2 separate regions of the Homo sapiens genome follow, and region 1 is linked to region 2. A link is a loop called in an ENCODE intact Hi-C map of the cell type or tissue named here. Cell type or tissue: sigmoid colon. All regions are shown on one strand. Links, peaks and the distances in the headings refer to the core of each region. The heading gives the core; the rest is flanking DNA.

What was found. Peaks named below come from ENCODE experiments on the same cell type or tissue, not always from the same donor. Only the 100,000 strongest peaks of a DNase experiment are listed, where the experiment ranks them.
Region 1: a loop joins it to region 2, with 13 times the contacts of the local background. A loop is called at or near these places in 2 of 110 quality-filtered maps.

What each region holds. Positions count from the first base shown.
Region 1 is chr3:101,169,079-101,172,003 of GRCh38, reverse strand. No RefSeq gene overlaps it. Among named protein-coding and RNA genes, the nearest start is that of IMPG2, 150 kb to the left of the region's middle. In sigmoid colon, for the core only: no CTCF peak of the experiment used is centred there; a DNase peak (open chromatin) is centred at 1,653; H3K4me3 peaks cover 631 bases.
Region 2 is chr3:100,976,745-100,979,669 of GRCh38, reverse strand. The region is part of intron 1 of ABI3BP (ABI family member 3 binding protein); the gene reads left to right. Among named protein-coding and RNA genes, the nearest start is that of ABI3BP, 15 kb to the left of the region's middle. In sigmoid colon, for the core only: no CTCF peak of the experiment used is centred there; a DNase peak (open chromatin) is centred at 1,459.

The DNA.
Region 1 (2,925 bases), core at 196-2,695, 190 kb before region 2:
GATGACTTCAGGGAGTTTTTTCTGTTGGTATCAGGTTCATTAACCAAGCAGATGGTTACTAGTGACTTGGGGACTCAGTCTTAGGAGTCCTTCCTCTGTAATCCTGCTCTTATGAAGTGCCTCTGGCAATGAACCCACTACTTTCTATTGTAGAGCATTCTCCATGGGTTTTAGTTATTTAGAATTCAGACAAGAAAGTTGGCTGGCCTGTTGCAGCCCTTTTTTTTTGAGTTGCATTTTTATGTTTTTACCATTGATGTCTGCTCTTGTAATCTTATCTCTTCTTTTTCCAATTGATTTTCCAGTGAGAAGTGACCAAGTTTGTGGTCATATTCATGATCTTGGGCTGCCAGATTTAGCAAATAAAAATACAATATGCCCAGTTAAATTAGAATTCCAGATAAAAAGCAAATACTTTTTAGCATAAGTATATCCCATGCCATATCTGAGACATATTTATACTATACAATTATCACTATTTATCTAAAATTCAATTTTAACTGGGCATTCTGTATTTTATCTGGCAATTCTATTTTCATCTGATTTTGCCTTCAGGGCCTGTCCCCACTGAATTAACATCTTCTCAAAGACAAACTGAGGACATCAAGCTCAATCAGTCATTTCTTCCCCCTTTGTGGTTACAAGTTGTTGGTGCAGAAAGTTAAAATGTCTGATGAAAGTGAGGATTCTGAGGTTATCTGTGGCATTTGATATGCTCTACCTGACCTCTGGGGCTTTGTGCATGTTATTTATGTCTGGAATTATCTCTCCTCCCTTAACTCCCACTCTCTCTCTCGTTTCTTTAACTTTTGATTCTTCATCAAGTTTAAGTTCCAAGGTCATTTCTTTCTTGTGAGATCCTTTCCTCGACTACACTAGTATCAGGAGGAAGCGTTTGTCCTCTGCATGCACACAGCATACTGAACTACCCACTTGGGAACTTGCTCATCGACCTTGGTCTATGAGGAGGAGACGGTCTTTCTAGGTCATTGTTGTATCCTCACTCAGTGTCTAGCATAGTCCTTGAATGAATGAATACATCCAGAAGACTAGGAGTGGGGCCAGAGGAGTTGGTGAACTTGAAGAGTCTCCAGTAAAAAAATTTCATAAGTGAAAATGAAGGCAAACATGCTTGATTCTGGAAGAATGGACCACATCCAGAGGAGAGAAATGCTTTTAAATAGAGCAGATGCCTTTCAACCATATTGTTCTCTGGCCCATACTCCATGGAGTTGCCTAAGTCTCGGGGCAAGGGGACTCCAAGAAAGAGTCAGGTGAGGAACAGCCATTCTTCGAGAGCCTCTCCGGATCGCTGAAGCCATTATCAGCTCTGTAACAGCAGCTGATCCAGGAGTGAAGACTGTGCCTTTGGAGTGTGGCCGTGGCACTCTTAACATGGGCAGCTGTGCTATCATCTTTAGCAGGTGGTGCTGGTGTAGCTCACAACTTTGGATTCCTCTGAGACAGGCACTATCTCCTCTGGGAGCTTGAGCAGGACAGATGAAAAGCACAGAAACCCATGGCAAACACAAGCATCAGTTCTAGTACCTCTCTCCCAGAATTCTTTGAGAGTTTTCTAAGAGGGGACTAAAGTTTTGGCAGAGTAGCTGGAGAACAAAGCCAGAAAATCCTGCATAAAACACATGGTGACCCTATTTTTACCCCCTGGTTGGTGTGGCCTGGGAGACATCGACTGTATCCACATTTGCCAGCTTCTTTGTTTAGAATACTCATAAATAAAGATGATGGCTAATTTTTTCTCCTGCACTCTACAGGGTAGGGTAGTTTATAGTTTCTCTCTGTAATTGAATTGTAGGCTCTGGAGGAGTGGAGAATTTTATGAGTCAGAGGAAAATCTGATAAACTGGCCTTGTCCTCGTTTGAACAGGGTTATGACAATATGTCACGTAAGGGTGTTATTTACTAGTATTTTTTGGAGAAATAATTAGCTTCTTTTTTTATAATAGAATAAGGCCTTCCAGTTAATTATCTATACTTTCTTCTAATTAAAATAGCCTATGACTGCACAAGACAGGAAAGGTAGACCTCTTTTTCCTGCTTTGGGTTTGGAGGAAAATAAGTGAATGCAGGGTAAGGTGATGTGATGAACACATTCTGAGTTCACTTAGGATGGTAACGTTTGTTCTCCTCACTCTCTAATGCAATGCCAACATTTACATCTTCCTACAGAGACAGTAAATGGAAGGAGAATGGACAGTAGACGGAAACACTGCTGTTTTGGTGAATGGGTGAGGTCACTGTAGCAGTTTTCTAGCTCCAGTGGTTATGGCAGGTGGTGGGGTGGGTGGCCAGTGGGAGTGGGCTCATAAATTGCAGAGTCCTTTCTGTGGGACATGTGGAGCCTTGGTGTGAAATCTTTGCTTAGCTAACAATACTGTTTATGACAAAATTTTTAATATTTGTTTTAAGCTGCAGTTGAAAGGGAAATAGTTGTAATAGGGAGCAGAAGCAGGGTTACGATACTGATTGTGAGAGGAATTAGTGTCTAATTTTCCTCTCAAATCTACTTGCAAATATGAATTTACATCAAGGCTGTGCCATTTGAACTCTGACCCACTTCCTACCACCCCCATTCCCAAGTCCACTTAATCTACGCCATACGTTATAGCCACCTGGGAAACTTTTAATCCCCTGATCCAGGAGAACAACTCCTGGCTAATTAAACCAGAATCTTTAGGGCGAGGCCCAGGCATCAGCTATTTAATACATTTTTCCAGGTGAGTCTAATGTCTAGCCCAGATTGAGAACTATTTTTTCTGGAATGTACAGAACTATTTGCAGACCCAGAGTGTTGATAATACAGACCAGATTTCAGAAGAAGACTGTAGGTCTCTGAGAGATGGCTTGCCACGAAGCCTAGAAGACCCAGAAAGGTGGTGGCAGGCGGCACTTATGCCAGTCACT
Region 2 (2,925 bases), core at 314-2,813:
AACCCCTGGCTCAGATGTCATCTGTAAGGTTTCCGTGGTGTCCCAGAAAAGTCCATTTCAAACATTCCTTTTCATGGTTGGAGGTTGATAGGCCACAAAGGGACCACAGATGTTAACACTAAATAAATTTCCTGTGAATTATCAGATAATTTAAAAGGCATTAAAGGATAAGCATTAACAGAGTAAAGATCCTTTTAGGGATATCTCTTTCTAGGGACTTTATTATTTTGTGAGAGTAATCTTCTTTTAAAAAAAATGGCAAGAAACATTTACCTCTGTTTGTCAGCTCTGAATCTAAAGTCTCTCACCTACCCTTTTTCATTTATGAACTTGCATCCTACATCTACAAGGCCTGGTTGTGGAAGATAATTAGATGGATATGAAAGAAATTTTATGACTTGACTTTGTTTTATTGAAACATGGCTATTTAACAAACCTAGAGATAATGACTCTCACTCTCAGTATATGGAGAAGCAAAGAATCACTGAGCGCAGTGGTCCTCTAGCTTAGCAAGCATCATCATCTCTTAGAGGGCTGGATAAACTCAGAACACTGGGCTCCATCCCCAGAGTTTCTGACTCAGTAGATCTGAGGTGGGATGGTTTGAATAATTTGCGTTTCTCACAAGTTCCCAGATGATACTAGCAATGCTGGTCCTGGGATCACATTTTGGAAACCACTGACTTAGTGAATCTGCTAAGTATGCAGAATCCTGCCTCCCCTAACCTCCCCCACTTTCACTCCTCCCACCCTTACTATACTCACATCAGATTCTGATTCAGTTGTTCTGGTAATCTGCATGTTAAACAACTATCACTGATGATTCTGATGAGATTAACCATGCATTGAGAAATAATGCTGATCTCTTTACAGAATCAGTACAAAGCACTCGGGTACTACTTTGAAGAAAGTGGATAATATAAACTTAGCTAATTTACTTAGTTCTAGAAATTTGGAGAATTTGTGCTTTCTGTTGTTGAATATATGATAAATGTCTGTAGAAAAAAATTTAGCTGATAGAGTGATACCCTCTAGTTCTTGAGATGAACTTGCTGGCTGCCTTTTATAATTAGAAACTATTTTTTACCATAGCTAGCTGGAGCCCTGGGCAGCACTCGCTTGACATAACCTTGTTTGGTGGTGAGTAATGTCTAAAACTTCAGTTGAAAGGTTTTTGTGACATTATGAGCTATTAGTGGGAGTCATTCCACTTGTGTATATGTATTAAAGTTAATGCCTAATATTAACCAGAGGCATATGTTAACTGTAACCCAAATTCAAGAAAACTCACAATAAAGTATGGACAGTTTACTTTACTAGGTCAATGAAGAAAGACACAATTGTGACACTAAAGATGAATTTGATACTTCATGTGAATGTTTTCTGTCATTTTGTCTTACACAGAGTGCTAGCCAGCCCTTCAGCTAGAATTGGACATCAGCCTATTGTTGAGCATTAGCTATGACACTTGCACTTGGCAGCCAGCTGAAAACATTGTGTGTGTAGCTTGCAGGTTAGAGCTTCTTTTCTTAAGCTCAGGGGAGCCATAAAACCCTTGAAGCTGCATGTAGACTAGTACACTTGTGGGTCTGTGCATTTTCAGGAGTGTTGGTCTTTGGATATTGAGCTTCTTGAAGAAGTCTAAGAGCTGATAAAACTTAAGAGCTGTCTAGACAGATGCCTTTTACCAAGCAAGAATTAGGATGGGTCAAGTGAAGGGCTGGAAGAATTACTACCATATGCATAGATCATGCAGAGAGGGCCTCGAGATGGTCCATGAAAAATCTCATACTTTGTAACTAAGATGTGAACACACAGTTTATTTTATGTAATTTCTTTTGATGTGGTATAAAAAAATTTAAGTGTGGTAGTATCCAAGGTGGCCCTCAATTATTCTCACCTGCTGTTATTCATGCTCTTATATAGTCCCCTTGCACACTGAATCAAGGCTGGGCTGTGTACTCATTAAATATGGAAAAAGTGAAGTGAAAATATGTAACTTTCAGAGGCTAAATCATAAAGGACATTGCAGTTTACACCTTGTTCATTTTCTTGGATCACCCAATCTGGAGAAAACCAGCTGATGTGTCATGAAACACTCACGCAGATCTATGGAGAGGTCCACAAGGTGAAGGGCTTAGATTTCGTGCCTATATCCAGCACAAATTTGCTAGCCATCGGAGTGAGCCATCTGGGAAGCACATCTTCCAGCCCCAGTCAAGCCTTCAGGTGATGGTAATCCTGGCCAATATCTTAACTGCAACCTCATGAGAGATTCTGAGCCAGGACTGCCCAGTTCAGCTCCTCCCAAGTACCTGATCCACAGAAACTGTATGGATGATGAATGCTTATTGTTGATTAAGCCACTAAGCTTTGGGTTAATTTATTATATAGCAATAGATAACTATTAATGTAGGGAGCATATGTGATGCCTTTTTAATTTTAAAGGACTATTTAAATGGAATAAAAATAGAATGAGAAGTGTAAATAATCTTATCTGTTGGCATATGGCTTTGGAAATGTAGTTTTGCCTATGGGCAAAAGAAAATTGGAAATAAACACGGGAAGAGAATTTTGGGATCAATTACCTTTCCAGGACCACAAAAAAACTGAGCATAAATGCTGATTAAAGAGTGATTGGAAAAATACATGAATAATTATCCCTTTAAAAAAATTCATAGAAAAATGTTTGGTAGTTTAGAGCAGCTAAAGGACCACATCTCCAGAGGCCTTCATAGTTGGCCTTGTCTTTCATTCCAGAGCCCATCTCAGGACTGGCCTTAGGCCAAGGGTGTGGATCTGTATTGGTCCTGCTATCATTTAGAAGAGTCGACCTGTGCCCAAGATAGCTTAAAGACAGCCAGATCTGAGATCTGCCCCGTAGCTGACCTACATCCCCGAATTCCCCTGAGGAACAAATGGGCC